Linked DNA regions of Homo sapiens: region 2 is linked to region 1. Evidence: read pairs that join two places in POLR2A ChIA-PET (ENCODE). Cell type or tissue: GM12878. All regions are shown on one strand. Links, peaks and the distances in the headings refer to the core of each region. The heading gives the core; the rest is flanking DNA.

Region 1 (5,390 bases), core at 296-5,295:
TAAACAAGGGATAATGAAAATACAAAAGACATTAAATTTTGAGCAATTTAGAAAGTTCTAAAACTTTTAAAAGAGGCAAAGTCTGTATAACATAAAATTTGTAAGATAATCTGTTCAGCCAAGTAACTATTCCAGTAATAATTCCTGAACAGTTAAAGAAGGTGGTTCAGGAGGAGGATTACTTACTGAAGCTAGCTTTAAATACTGACAAATCTGGTTTTTAAACCAGATTAAGTAGGTGCTTCAGAATGGGCATGGTGGCTCATGTCTGTAATCCCAGCACTTTGGGGTGCCAAGGCAGGAGGATCAGCTGAGGCCAGGAATTCGAGACCAGCCTGGACAACAACGCAAGACCCCGCTTCTACAGAAAAAAACAAAACATAAACCAAAAAATGAGCTGGACGCAGTAGCGTGCGCCTGTAGTCCCAGCTACTCAGGAGGCCAAGGCAGAATAATCTCTTGAGCCCAGGAGTTCAAGGTTACAGTGAGCTATGATCACACCACTGCAAGTTCAGCCTGGGTAACAGAATGAGACCCTGTTTCCAAAAAAAAAAAAAAAGAAGAAGAAGAAGAAGAATTAACTGAGACTTGGGGAACTGTGACTTTCCCAAGGATTCCTGCTGCTGAGGACAAAGTTAGCACATGCATCTATTTCAGTACAAGCACAAGAACACACCTTTATTTTATTTTTGTTGCTTTTTAAATATGTACTACACAGGCTGTTCTTCAGGTTAGTGTTATTCTTTTCCTTTTTTTTTTTTTTCTTTTGAGGCAGAGTCTCGCTCTGTCACCAAGGCTGGAGTGTGGTGGTACTATCTCAGCTCACTGCAACCTCCGCCTCCCAGGTTCAAGCAATTCTCATTCTCATGCCTCAGCCTCCTGAGTAGCTGGGACTACAGGCATACACCACCATCCCCGGCTAATTTTTTGTATTTTTAGTAGAGATGGTGTTTCACCATGTTGGCCACATTGGTCTCAAACTCCTGGCCTCAGGTGATCCTCAGCCTCCCAAAGTGCTGGGATTACAGGTGTCAGCCACTGTACCTGGCCTTACTCTTTTTTTTATACAATATCAATTTAAACAAAAGGTGAAATGTCTGCTGTGAATTTTTTTCTTTTATATACATTAAGTAAATGTATACAAGCATAATCTTTTTCAGTATTTGAGAATTTTACCACCCTTCTAAATTTGTTCTATCTTTTCTTATCTAAATTCAATAATCCACAACTGTCACACTTGGTAATTGATGTTTATTAAATTTCATATCTCATAGTTCAATATATTGCATTAAGGTGGCTTAATACTGTAAAACTCATGAAACTCTTAATGTAGTTAGAGTAATGGTAAGTACTCAATCTCAAAGGCTATTTAAAAAGCTGTGCTTGAAGTTGTGTATCCAAAGGTGCACACGAAATATAAAATATTTGAATTAAAATTTCTACAGAATATGCATTTAGAATATGTCATTACTGATCATTTATAGTCTTCCATCACTATGTATGTGTGTTAACTCACTGCTTATTTTGCTTTTAGAACCTTTTGCCCAGAGTAGCAGCCAAACTTGAGGTTGCCCCGATTTCTGACATCATTGCAATCAAGTCACCTGACACATTTGTGAGAACTATTTATGCAGGTGAGTACTCAAGGAAGATAATTAATCAACATGTTAAATTTTAGTGAAAAGCATAAATTAATCTTGAAGATAGAATTTTAAATCAAACCATACAATTGCTTTAAGTGGACCATCTTAAAGGTTTCTGAGGAAAATTTTAGTCTAGAATTGCTGGTGGCCCTTGACATGGCATTCTCTCTGATGGATCGCAAACACAGAGATTTCCTGCCTGTTTATTCAGTTTGCAGGGTGATATTTTCCTAGTGATCAATAAAAATTAGATTCACAATTTAATATATTTTGTAAGTGGTACCTGGAAAAGCAAAACTTAAAAAAAAATAGTATTCTCAATCTTTGCTGCTTCTACTTCATTTCCATAGGCATTAAGAAATTCATTTTAGCCAGCTGCAGTGGCTCGTGCCTATAATCCCAGCACTTTGGCAGGCTGAGGTGGGAGGATTACTTGAACTCAGGAGTTTGAGGCTATCCTGGGCAACATAATAAGACCCTATCTCAAAAATAAATAAATAAAATAAATTAGCTAGGCATGTTGGCATATGCCTGTAGTCACAGATACTTGGGAGGCTGAGGTGGGAGGATTGCTTGAGCCAGAAGGTCGAGGCTATGGTGAGTTGTGATCATGCCACAGCACTCCAGCCTGGGCAACAGAGCAAGACCCTGTCTCAAGAAAAAGAAAAGAAATTCATTTCAGTGTCTCTTCAGTTGATTTTTTGCTTAGCACACTGGTCTCTAGTGGGGTCGGAGAAGGCAGTGAACTCTTCGTTTTTTGCCTGATTAAAGTTGTGTATTCCAGTATGAATGGCTAATTCTGAAATTAGACTTTTCATCTTCCATAATGTTTGAGGGAAAATATTTTGTCATGGTTTAGGTTACTGTTAATGTGATAGCTAATCCAGAGTGTCTCAAATCCTCTTAAAATCTTAGCACATTCATACCTGTTCTTTATGACCTATTGTGTTTTCAAGATATTCCTCCTTTAGCATGCACAGTAGCTACATTCTTCCTAAGTTGTTGCAGCTCATAGTTTTGAGTTACTGATTGTATTGTTTTTGGAGAAGGAAGCTTTGTTCATATTCCTTTTAGAGGTGTAGTGTACCTTCTTAGTGTGGATGCCTGTTCGAGTTTCTTCCTTCTAGGTGTGGTAGTACCTGTCCTGCTTTTAAAGACATCCAGGGTTATACAGATATCTGCTGATATGTTTCTTCACCGTTATGGTTCATTTTTTCCTATACTTAATAGAGTTAGAAGACAACTGGTCAATAGTTATTTCTTGCCTTGTCTGTGAAGTAAATTCCAAGCATCAAAGGAGTGCTAGTTTTGTTGCCTTTTGCTGTTGCTTTTAAGAAATAGATTGTATGTTTCAGGAAATGCTCTATGTACAGTGAAGTGTGATGAGAAAGTGAAAGTGTTTTCTGTCCGTGGAACATCCTTTGATGCTGCAGCAACAAGTGGCGGTAGTGCCAGTTCAGAAAAGGGTGAGTGTTCATTTGGAGTTTTTTTGTTTTGTTTCTTACTTTTTTAATTCATAGACTGTATTATAATAAGAGATGACCTCTGCCTACATTTCTAATGAATAGTATTTGAAAGTTCAATTTAAATGATATTCCCAAGCTTATACAAAAATAATAAATATGTATAACTTACATCTTTTTCACATTATCTTTGGTACTAGGATAGTTGCTTTGGTAGATCAAGGGAGTGGGAGACAGAGGATCTATTAAGATTAAGCTTTTTTACTCTTGTCACTGTTTCCTATTATATTTGGGTGATTCAGTATAACAGAAGAATGTAATAGGAAACGTGTGGAGGGTGTCACACTTTAACATATATAGTGTCTTATTTGAACCTCATAGAAAGAAAGTTATTCTATATTCAGACTCAGAGAATTGAATGATTTCTGGAGTCATACAGCTAATGTGGCAAAGGCTGGAATCTAGTCTCCTTAAGTCTTTCCATTATCAGAGAGAATTAATTAGGAGCACTGAAAATTCACAGTAATTAACTTAAATTTCGTGGAATTATATACTTGTGTGTTTCTCTTGAAAATAATTCTTGTTATAGAACTTGAAATCATAGTCATTGTTTTATTATGTATTAATGTATGCAGCATCAAGTACTTCACCAGTGGAAATATCAGAGTGGCTTGACCAGAAATTAACAAAAAGTGATCGACCAGAGCTAACAGGTGCCAAAGTGGTGGTATCTGGTGGTAAGTGAAATATTAATCTTAAAAGATGTAAATTGAAAATACTTTGATTTTTTTTTTTATTTTTAGTATTTATTTTAGAAGTACACAGATCTTTTTCAAATGTAAGAAGTTGGGAAGTTTGGGATATTATTCCCATTTAACCAATTAGGAAAATGAAATTATGAGCATAATACACAGTTTGGGGTTTCTGTTGCACACCTAGTCACTGGCACCAGGGGGAGCATGGTATAAATCTTATCTGCATAACTTTGCCACTTGGTGCCATCTTATTGATGGACTTCCATGAATTCTGCAGAGTATGGTTGGCTTCTCAATTATAGATAGAACTGGCTTGAATTTCAGGGCCATCTTGTGTATAATTCCTACCCTTCTTTCCACTTGGAAAGATTTCCAGAGTTGTCCATGTCTTTGTGTATAACTCTTTAAAAAGTTTCTTAACATTTAATATCAAAACTGTTAATATTGCATAAGACATGCTTATTTTTATACATCATGCTCCTTGTCTTTAAAAACAATGATTTTTTTATGGCCCACTGACTAACTTTTTGAAAAAATAAGGACTGTTATGCTTTTTAAATCCTTGCAATTAAACATCCAACAAAATAAGCTTTCAGACAGCCTTCTATTGCAAGTATCATTGAGAAAAAAAAATTAATATTTTGAAGTGATATATCTGACTTGTTTTTCGTTTTCTTTTTTTCTTTTTGAGATGGAGTTTCGCTCTTGTTGCCTAGGCTGGAGTGCAATGGCACAATCTCTGCTCACCGCCACCTCCACCTCCCAGGTTCAAGCGATTCTCCTGCCTCAGCCTCCCGAGTAGCTGGGATTACAGGCATGTGCCACTACGCCCAGCGCGGTGACTCACACCTGTAATTCCAGCACTTTGGGAAGCCGAGGCGGGTGGATCACCCGAGGTCAAGTGTTCGAGACCAGCCTGGCCAACATAGTGAAACCCCGTCTCTATTAAAAATACAAAAAATTAGCTGGGCATGGTGGTGGATGCCAGTAGTCCCAGCTACTCAGGAGGGTGAGGCAGGAGAATTGCTTGAACCTGGGAGGCAGAGGTTGCAGTGAGCCGAGATCGCACCATTGCATTTCAGCCTGGGCAACAAGAGTGAAACTCCTCCTAAAAAATAAATAAATAAATAAATAAAAATAATAATTTTGTATTTTTAGTAGAGACGGAGGTTCTGCATGTTGGTCAGGCTGGTCTCGAAATCCTGACCTCAGGTGATCCGCCCACTTCAGCCTCCCAAAGTGTTGGGATTACAGGTGTGAGCCACCGAGCTGGGCCCTGACTTGTTTATTCACTTATTTATTCAAGAAATGTATATTGGTTATCTGTTCTATGACAGGCTTATTGCCAAGTGCTGGAGAAACAGATGAAAAGGCAGAATGTTCTTCCTCTCGAGGAGTTTAAAGTCCTTGAGATGACTCCCATTCAAATAATAACTTTATTCAGTCATTCAGAGAAATTTATTGAGCATCTATTATATGTAGAGTTTTGCTAAATATTGCAGATATGGCAGTGACCAAGATAGATATAG
Region 2 (5,390 bases), core at 241-5,240, 1.2 Mb before region 1:
CCACTGATTGCCAAAAGCCCTTCACATGTAGCATCTGTGCCTGATGATGTCCCAGTACAGAGGTCACACTGAACTTTGAAATTTTATGCAAAGCACTTAAGAAATGTAATGAATGCTGCTCTAAATGAGTAAAGAAGAGAAATTTGTTCAAAGGCAAAGCAATATACAAGTTTGGCTCTTCACTGCACTTTATACAAACAGGTCTATCATGCAGATGTTACCTAGTAGAGGGGACTTATCCAGTGAAGGCTTCTACCAGGAAGCCTCACAAAAATGATATTACTTTGCCACTTAGAACACTTTGAACCAGGGTCTGGACCTGAGCTTTGGAAATCCCAAAATTCCCTCTAACACTAACCACTCACTGAAAAAAACCTGACATATAAAAGAGTGCCAATTTAAAATATTTTAATGATGATTATAAAGATTGTAATGAGAATTATATTAAGCGTACTAGATATTTAATGACTAGTGAACACATTTTCTCTCTGTAGTCATCTAGTAGGCCAGATCATAATCAGAACATTGCTATGGTCAATATATGGCCAGAACAAAGGAAATTAGGTGGAACTTAAGAAATGTTCCTCAACTAAGATTGCTCTAGTAATCTTTCCCAATAATAGGGATGATCACACCAATGTGACTATGTTATTCCAAATGTGTTGGACAGTGCTGGAAGCATATTTGTACTTCTGGTTTCTGGGGTTGGCTCTTTTCAAGTGCCCTTTTCTTACTTTACACATGCTAACCCCACTTCCCTAAGTCTTTTCATAGAGATGCAGCATATTCCTTCTGCACCACTCCCTCTCCAACCATACACCTCATAATTGAGAGGTGGGATTCTGCCCATCTCAACCTCATTTTCCATATTACAGCCTTTATGCAAAACCCTTGGTTCCTTTAAAACATCAGGTTCCTTGGTTATATCAACCTCATACCCAAAAATCTCTTACCATCATCTCCTATCATTTCAGCTCTCTTAATTCTCCTATTACAACTCACCTTGAACCATACAAACCTCTATTCATTGGCCCTTGATTTTCCCTTCTCTGTCCAGCTTAGATTCAATGGCTACATTGCAAATGTTCTTTTGCCAATACTCAATTCCCTTGCACTACATCTTTCTATACACTAGAAGTAGATCAACTCTGAGTTTTGGCTTTAGATGGTGGAGGAAAAAAATGACAAAATAAAGAGTATTACTATAAATGTATGGTATCCAATCACAACTGGGCCCTCTATGCTCTTAGTAATCACTTTGTATGTTCTTAGGATATTTCCCAACTGCCATGTTATCTCTGTCAAAGTTTTTCAACCAAACTCACCCAAATCCTCCAACTCAGTCAGCATTATCTTTTCACATTCCTCAACCCCAACTCACGACAAAAAGCATACTAAATTGCTTTTTTTGGAAGATATAATTGATATACCATAAAGTTCACCCCTTTACTACATACAACTCAGTGGTTTTTAATATATTTACAAGGTTGTGCAACCAACACCCTAACCAATTTTAGAACATTTTCATCACCCCAAAAAGAAACACAATATCCTTTAGCAAACAATCCCCATTCTCCCTTCCTGCTAGTCCTCCTAGGCCTGGGCAACCACTAATCTACTTTGTTTTTTTTTTTTTTTTTAAGAGACAGGGTCCTGCTCCGTCACCCAGGCTGGAGTGCAGTGGCATAATCATAGCTCACTGATGCCTCAAACTGCTTGTCTCAAGTGATCTCTCTGCCTCAGCCTCCTGAGTAGCTAGGACCACGCCTGGCTAATTTTTAATTTTTTTTTTTTTTTGTAGAGATAGGGTTTCGCTATGTTGCCCAGGCTGTCTTGAATTCCTAGCCTCAAGCAATCCTCCTGCCTCAGTCTCCCGAACTGTTGGGATAATAGGCGTGAGCCATCATGCCTGCCTACTTTCTGTCTTTATAACTGTACCTATTCTGATATTTCATATAAATAGAATCATACAATATGTGGCCTTTTGTGTCTGGCTACTCTCACTTAGCATAAAGTTTTCAAGGTTCACATTGTAGCGTGTATCAGAATTTCATTCTGCTTTATGGCTGAATAATATTATACTGGATGGCTATTGCACATTTTGTTGATCCACATATCAGTTGATAGACTTGGGTTGTTTCTACTTTTTGGTTATTATGAATGCTGCTGCTTATGAACATTTGTGTATAAATTTTTGTGTGGACATGTTTTCAGTTCTCTTGGGCATATACCTAGGAGTGGAGCTGCTGGAACATCTGGTACCACCATGTTTAATATTTTGAGAAAATCAAACTGTTTTTCAAAGCACCTCTACCATTTTACATTCATACCAGTAACCTATTAGGGTTCCAATTTCTCCATATCCTCAGCACACTTGGTATTATCTTTTTTATTAGAGCCATCCTAGTAGATGTGAAGTGGTATCTCATTGTGATTTTGGTTCATATTTTCCTAATGAGTAATGATGTTAAGCATTTTTTCTTATGCATATTGTGCATTTGTTTATCTGTTTTGGAGAACTGTCTACTCAAATCCTATTTCAAATTGTGTTTTGTATTATTATTATTATTTTTTAGATAGAGTATCATTCTGTTGTCCATGCTGGAGTGCACTGGTGTGATCCTGGCTCACTGCAACCTCTACCTCCTGGGTTCAAGCGATTCTTGTGCTTCAGCCTCCCAAGTAGTAGCTGGGATTACAGGTATGCACCACCATGCCCAGCTAATTTTTGTATTTTTAGTAGAGACAGGGTTTCGCCATGTTGGCCATGCTGGTCTCAAACTCCTGGCCTCAAGAGGTGCCACCCACCTCAGTCTCCCAAAGTGTTGAGATTATAGGCGTGAGCCACCACACTCAGCCTCCTTTGCTCATTTTTAAAATTGGGTTAAAACTGTATTGTTATTGCAAAATTGCAAGAGTTCTTTTTATATTGTAGATACTAGACACTTATCAGATATACTATTTTCAAATGTTTTTCTCCCATTCTCTGGGTTGTCTTTTCACTTTGATAGTGGTCTTTGAAATACAAACGTTTTTAACTTTAAAGTACAAATTATCTTTTTTTTTTCTTTGGTTGCTTGTGCTTTAGGTGTCATATTTAAGAAACTACCGCCTAATCAAAGTTGTGAAGATTTACCCTTATGTGTTCTTCTAAGAGCTTTATAATTTTAGCTCTTAACATTTATGCCTTTGATTCATTCTGAGAAAATGCACCATATTCTCTGACCTCTACATCTCTGCAACTGCCATTTGTTGTCTTTGGTTGGAATACTTCCTAGTACCCCAGTCTCTCTTGTTTGGCCAATTATACTTTCTTATCCTTCACATCTCATCTTAGATGTGTCTTCTTTCAGCATGTGTTCTTGGATCAATCAAGAATGTATCAGATGCCCCTTTTATGTACTACCAGAGCATTCTGTACTAAACACCCATCATAATACTTGACTCACTGTACTACACTTGTCTTTTCTAACCCTTAGTTATATGTTTTGTTAGGTTATAAACAGTGCCTTGTTTACCTTTAAATTTCCCCCAGCCTGGTTTTGAGCATATCATGGGCATTTGTTAAATATGCATTTGATGAGCAAATACAATTATGTATTTCACAGCTTCATCATAATATTGTGGCCAGACTTTGCCTAAAGCCACACCATACCCCTCAACTGAAGGAGGCTCCTCATTCAATTAGTATTTATTTATTGCTCAAGCAAGGCACTTTTGCAGATTATGTGTCTTTTAAATGGATTAACTCTGAAACTGGGGGACACTCAATATATTCTCTAAATGTTTCCTCATATATGCATTCTCCTTTATTATTTGTAAGGAGTGAGACTATCTTCAAACAATAGAGTCAGTGTTCATGTCTACTTTAGTGAACATGGCCGATTGATGTATATTCTGTATTGGAATTTTCAACTTTCCATTCACGTTAGATATTCATGTCTAAGTATTGAATCTTTAACATCAATTTTGCTCAGTGAAGCCTTTCATGGCCTCTGTATATAAAATTGCAGACACCCCCTTTCCTTGAACTGTTCCTAACCTCCTTCCCTGCTCTGTTTTTTTCTTGGTACTTCAAACTATGTATCTTTTTTCATTTTACTTATTTTATCTTGTTTTTTGTCTGTTCCAGTACACTGCGAGCTCAAAATTTGTAGATGCCCACAATTGGCCCTGCAGAACCCATGATTACAAAAAGTCGGCCCTGTATCCATAGGTTCTGTGTCTCTCGAATACTGTATTTTCCACCCCAAACTGATTGAATTTGTGGATGCAGAACCCAAGGATACACAGGGCCAACTATAACTGCAAATTAAAACAATAATGATCTACCACTACAAACCTATTAGAATGGCCAAAATCCCAAACACTGACACCACTAAGTGCTGACAATGATGCGGAGCAACAGGAACTCTCCTTCATTATGTGGGGATACAAAACAGTACAGACATTTCAAAAGACAGGAAGTTTTTTACAAAATTAAACATACTCTTGCCATACAATCCAGCAATCGCACTTCTTACCTTAATATTTACCCAAATGAATGGAAAACTTACGTCCACACAAAAACCTGCACACAGATGTTTATAGTAGCTTTATTCATAATTGCCAAAACTTGGGCATAACCAAGATGTCCTTCAGTAGGTGAGTGGCTGAACTGTGATACATTCAGATAATAGAATATTATTCACTGCTAAAAAGATATGAGTTATGAAGCCATGGAAAGACATGGAGGAAACTTAGTGCATATTACTAAGTGAAAGAAGTCAATCTGAAAAGGCTATATAAATTGAGCATCCCTAATCTGAAAATCAGAAATTCAAAATGCTCCAAAATCTGAAATTTCCTGAGTGCCCACTTGATGACCCAAGAGGAAATTCATACAATAGTGAGCTACCACTACACACCTATTAGAATGCCCTAAATCCCAAACACTGATACCACCAAATGCTGGCAAGGATGTGGAACAAGAACTCTCCTTCATTGTATGAAAATACAAAATACAAAAATTCCACATGGGACTTCACGTAATGGGTCACAATAAAAACACTGGCACACGATAATTAGTTTATTCAACTTGCCATTGTTTGTTGTTAACAGCTGGCACAGGTGCACTGGTGATGCTACTGTACTGCTTACCCCGAACACATTATTTTTTCATTGTATTAATGGTATGTCACATTTTTTACTGTTAAGTACTTATGTGCAAATAAGTGTAAGAGAATGATTCTTATTGGTAGCACATGAATTCTGAATCAGGAATAATGGTGATGCCAAACAATCACAGACTGTACATGTGGGTGGCTGAGTGACATCTTTGCTTTCTCATGGTTCAATGTATACAAACTTTGTTTCATACACAAAATAAATAAAATCATTGCTATAAAATT

The links. ChIA-PET counts read pairs that join two places held together with the same protein. Peaks named below come from ENCODE experiments on the same cell type or tissue, not always from the same donor. Only the 100,000 strongest peaks of a DNase experiment are listed, where the experiment ranks them.
Region 2: POLR2A ChIA-PET joins it to region 1 with 5 read pairs; 2 of 35 experiments call an interaction of 5 or more read pairs at or near these places.

What each region holds. Positions count from the first base shown.
Region 1 is chr15:76,284,090-76,289,479 of GRCh38, reverse strand. ETFA (electron transfer flavoprotein subunit alpha) reads left to right here. Exons shown (of 12, transcript NM_000126.4): 5 at 1,535-1,634; 6 at 2,999-3,109; 7 at 3,742-3,843. Among named protein-coding and RNA genes, the nearest start is that of ETFA, 25 kb to the left of the region's middle. In GM12878, for the core only: a CTCF peak has its summit at 4,056 (motif pointing right); a DNase peak (open chromatin) is centred at 2,999; H3K27ac peaks cover 822 bases.
Region 2 is chr15:77,450,414-77,455,803 of GRCh38, reverse strand. The region is part of intron 1 of HMG20A (high mobility group 20A); the gene reads right to left. Among named protein-coding and RNA genes, the nearest start is that of HMG20A, 32 kb to the right of the region's middle. In GM12878, for the core only: no CTCF peak of the experiment used is centred there; no DNase peak of the experiment used is centred there.